Regions from separate parts of the Homo sapiens genome. Here region 2 is linked to region 1. The links are chromatin loops, found by intact Hi-C in ENCODE. Cell type or tissue: GM12878. All regions are shown on one strand.

The links. A loop is a pair of places that touch in the nucleus more often than their neighbours do. Peaks named below come from ENCODE experiments on the same cell type or tissue, not always from the same donor. Only the 100,000 strongest peaks of a DNase experiment are listed, where the experiment ranks them.
Region 2: it touches region 1 in a loop (2.1-fold over the local background); 2 of 110 quality-filtered maps call a loop at or near these places.

What each region holds. Positions count from the first base shown.
Region 1 is chr6:10,428,882-10,431,381 of GRCh38, reverse strand. LINC00518 (long intergenic non-protein coding RNA 518) reads left to right here. Exons shown (of 3, transcript NR_027793.1): 3 at 1,069-2,500. Among named protein-coding and RNA genes, the nearest start is that of MIR5689HG, 4.2 kb to the left of the region's middle. In GM12878, a CTCF peak has its summit at 1,555 (motif pointing right); a DNase peak (open chromatin) is centred at 1,581; H3K4me3 peaks cover 246 bases.
Region 2 is chr6:10,146,153-10,148,652 of GRCh38, reverse strand. It overlaps the pseudogene OFCC1. Among named protein-coding and RNA genes, the nearest start is that of TFAP2A-AS2, 260 kb to the left of the region's middle. In GM12878, no CTCF peak of the experiment used is centred here; a DNase peak (open chromatin) is centred at 1,492; H3K4me3 peaks cover 583 bases.

The sequences.
Region 1 (2,500 bases):
CAGCATGGGAATAGAGACTGTCATTTGAGAATCATTGCAGAAATGACAAAACCCTGAGAATGAAGAATGGGCCTGCAATAGTCCTGGCACTTTGCTCTTCCACCAAACTGAACTGTAGCTCAAAGGACAATGACTTCACGTCTGTCACTCTAAAGCCTGTTCTAAGATCACATCCCCTCTGGCTCTCCCTAGATACTTCTGATTATAGTTGGTAATCATGCCCATTAAATGTCTTTGGTTTCTTGGTACACAGAGAGAAGGTAAATAATGGGTTCATGATTTAGGTAAGAATACACAAATATTTTTCACACTATAAATCTGTTTTCTATTCAGTTAAATATTAGACCATCTGGTAATGGAGAAAATGTTTGAAAATCCACCTAGTTAACCTAAAAGTTTGCATTTCCTGCCTTTGGGGCTTTGAATTTTTAAGTTACATGTCTTCGTAGATGGTGATCAGGATAAAACTAATATCTCTCTTAGATGAATCAAAATTCACCCCCTTGGGCAAGGGAGGGACCCAGCCTTTCTTTAAACATGTGGTTGCCTGAGAGTTGAACAAAACTGGAATAGGGAGAGAATGGCTTTGCCATGCTGATCATGGTATTGTGGAGATTTAAGAACTAGTGGCCAGGCGAGGTGGCTCACGCCTGTAATCCCAGCATTGTGAGAGGCCAAGGCAGGTGGATCACTTGAGGCCAGGATTTCGAGACCAGCCCGGCCAACATGATGACCCTGTTTTTACTAAAAATACAAAAATTAGCCGAGTGTGGTGGTGTGTGCCTGTAGTCCCAACTGAGGCATGAGACTTGCTTCAACCCAGGAGGCGGGGGTTGCAGTGAGCCGAGATTGTGCCACTGCACTCCAGCCTGGGTGACAGAGTGAGACTCTGTCTCAAAAAAAAAAAAAAAAAAAACTAGTCAGAGCTGTTGAGGTGTTGAGGCACCTGCTACTGATACACACTATAAACGTGGAAGATGATTTTCATTTTTGTAGTCATGAGCAGGATACTGTATAATGTATAATTGTTGGACATTAAAGAAAACAAACTCCTTCTTGTCTCCTTAGGCTCAGAGCCACTCAGACATTGGGAAGCAAGTTTGTCAAGATGACAGAGAACCGAGGTAATGGATTCGAGTGATGAAACAGGAAGTTCATTCATGAGTTTTTGGCCACACCTCCAAAGTGACGACTTAGCCAGAAATGGGATAACTGGGTTTCCCTACTTCTCTTTTATCATCCTCAATGAGAGTGACCAAATATTAGAGCTAGATGGAACCTTAGTGAAAATCTGGCTACTCGTCCCGTCCCACCAGCCTGCCACCCATTTCAAGTTTGAAGAGACAAAGACACATGGACCTTATGTAATTACTGGGGATTACCCCAGGAGTCTGTGGCAAAAGTCAGCTTCTTCCCTCCCTGCTTCCCCGCCCTGTCTCTGGTACTTTCTACCAACACTGGGCTGTTTCTGTGATCACACTTAAGCGTACCTAACCTGCGAATGCTGTATAGAAGGTGCTAATGAACATGATTTAGCTTTAACACTCAGTTTTCTAAAGGGACACGTGGGGGCAGCAAATGTTTAGGCAAAAACAATTCCAGTTCTAGCCTCTACTGTCTACATATGTGTATACATTTGGGAAACGTTTGGGAAAGGGATATTTGAGAGCTTCTTTTTCTTTTTTGTGGTTTAGTTATTTGATGATATTGAGATTGTTTCTGAGCCATGTGCTTCAACATCGGATTGGGGATTTCAGAAAAAGTTTTAGTCACTGTGATTCCATTTAGCTTCCAAATGTGTCTCTGCTAAGAGACTTAAAAGCACTCATAAATAGCACGTGTGTCTTCTTTGCAGTGTTTGCTAATTTTGAGTCACATCTTTTTAGAAAATCATGAGATTTGGTGTCACAGAGACTGGAATAAATATAGTCAAACTTATTGGTGAAGATTTCCTTTAGCTGTTTTCATAATCCATTTCCATTGTTATGATTATTGATGAATAAAACATTTTCTTTAGGTAGATACTTCTTTTTTCCCCCCACCTTGATTTAATGTTTCCACTCTTATTGTCAAGTTTCTTATTACTCCCTAATAACTCTCAATAAAATAATGATTCCTGGGAGATTATTCCTGCTTTCCTACTATCACCTGTTGATTTGAAAAGACAGAACAATACCGTAGAAGCTTCACTAATACATTGAAAGATAAAATGATAATACTAAATACTAAAATATGAAAAGTGATACTAAAAGTGGAGTCCTGGCACTAGTATTTTTTTTTTTGAGTCTTTAAATTTTATTTATTTATTTTTGAATTTTTTAAAATTATATGTTATGTTCTGGGATACATGTGCAGAACGTGCAGGTTTGTTACATAGGTATACAGGTCTGGCACTAGTATTTTGTTGCCACAAAATATCAAGCATGTATCCAAACTGCTCAAGACACATTAAAGACACAGGTAATCTGTAGGCATATTCAGGCTTGTAGTTTGCATTTTT
Region 2 (2,500 bases), 280 kb after region 1:
ATATGATTAGGTTGGTAGTGGTATGAAGATGATGGACTGGTGCTCCATGTCTTTCCCAACATTTGTCTGGTATGCATTCCTGTACATTTCCCAGAATTCCTTTTGTCTGAGGTTCTGAGTATAATTTAGTTTCCAAAAAGTAGATGAATTAGATGCACTCATGAATGATTTGGAAGGTGGAAGGGAGGCAGAGACTGTAGCTGCTTGATTTTCTTAGTAAGCAGAAACAGGTAGGAACTTGGTTTTTCTGCTATGACACCAGTGGACGTCTCAACAGCCGTTGAACTGTGGAGTTGGAGTGTGGAGAGGGGACCTGTTTTGCTGGTACAGATTATAGCAGCCTTCTTGATTGGGATGATGTTGGTAAGGTTCAGGAGGTGGCAGCTTTCCTATTTGGCAAGCAGCTTCCAAATGACAAAAGAAGCTCCGTGGGTGGCTGAATTTTGTGACTTTGGGAGCCATTCTTGAAATCTAACCTAGAGGCTCTTTCCTCAGCCTTCCTAACAGTCCAATAACCCATTTCAAACTTGTAATAAACTAGCTTCAGCTAAACTAGCTAGAGTGGATTTTGTTCTTTGCAACATAAATCTGACAAATATCATTGCATATAATGTTTAAAAAACATATTTAGACAGAAATATTCTCCAGTCTTGGAAGATGATAAGAGGTGGGGATTTGTGTCAAATGAAATATATCATAGGGCAGTTTATTGATCTTTGCTAATTATTTAAAACCATAGTTAGATTTCTCAACGTACATTTCAAAGATGCAGAAAAAAAATCAATAACCAAGAAGCTTGACAATGAAAATGGCCTTTATGTTGGTTTCAGCAGTTCTGCTATTGTGGAGGGCTAAAAGAGCACTTTTTGTATCAGCCCTGTGAAAAGTCTGGCCATTGTTAGTAAATGCTGGCACAGAACAGCATTATTTGTTGTTTTAAATGTTCATCGAAGAAGTCAAGTATTTAGAACAGTAAGTTAAGGATGTGATCCAAGAAGCATTTCTGATGCTGGAAAATTAACAGCATCAGAAGCAGAAAAAGAACATTTGGGCAAGGGACTGTAGAGAAAAGCTCTGTTCCTCGCTGCCCAATCGATTTGAAAACAACATCCTCGAATAATGATTTTTCTTGCATCTTTGAAATGTATATTGAAAAAGCCAAGTTATGCTTTTGTTTAATTAGTAAAGACCAATAAACTGCTCTATGATGGAAGGTTCTTTCTGTTGCTTTCCTCCCGTCAAATAACACTTGGCTGGGTATAAATTCAAGGGTTTTGTTTATTTTTTTCTGTCTCAAAATTCTGTAAGCAATGTTCCACTGTGTTCCGGCATTTAGGGCTGAAGGCAATAAATCCAAAAACAAGCTTACTTTTATTCCATTGCAGAAGATAGTTCTGCCTTACATCCATTTAGAAAATGTAACTGAAAAACAAAACAAAACAAAACAAAACTGGTGCAGGCATTTGAGAAGACCGGCTGAGATGCATTGCATCCTGGGAGGTGTAGTCCTTGCAAAGTACAGTGCTTCCTGGGAAATGGAGTTTTTCATGTGCTCATAGTCTCAGAATGGGCTGTACTTTGGTGGAGGCTGGTGGGTGGCAGGGGCGAGTGGGAGGAGATGGGGGATGGAGGGGAGAATAAGATTCTATTTCTTACTGAAAAGATTTGTCTTTTTATGACAATGAAAAAAACCCAGAAAAATACCAACAGAAGGCTTATAAGAAAAATATTGCACAATTAGGGGAAAAGATCATTATCTTGAAGCCTCAGAGACAGATTATTACCTATTTCAGGCAACAAAAGAAAATTAGAAAATGTTTGGCATTCTCAATTGATACTATGGCTGGACCTTGGTTCTCAGGTAAGATTAGACAAAGGAGAGGTGATTTATCTCCCCACTACCTTTGCGGGGGGTGGGTGGGGCAGTGCTACACCTGATATGAAACATAGGCAAGTTAGTGGTTGTTTATTCTCAAAAGGATTCCACTATTCTTATAATGAGGCATTTTCTTCCAGCTTTTAGGAATCTGTTGTCCATTGAACTTAGATTTCAGTATTGTTATGGGCCGAATTGTGTCCCCCCAAAATTCATATGTTGAAGTCCTAACTCCCAGAACCTCAGAGTGTGACTGTGCGGATGCTCCCCAACTTATGATAGGGTTATGTCCTAACAAACCCATCGTAAGTTGAAAATATCATTAAATCAAAAATGCATTTAATACTCCTAATGCACCTAACTTACTGAACATCATAACTTAGCCTAGCTTACTTTAAACGTGCTCAGAATACTTATGGTAGCCTATAGTTGGACAAAAACATCATCCAGTCTATTTTATAATAAAGTGTTGACTGTCTCAAGTGATTTATTGAATACTGTACTAAAAGTGAAAAACCTTTCACTTTTTTCGGTTGTATGGGTACCCAAAGTACAGTTTCTACTGAATGGGTATTGCTTTTGCACCACAGTAAAATTTTAAGTTTTGACTATTGTAAATTGGGG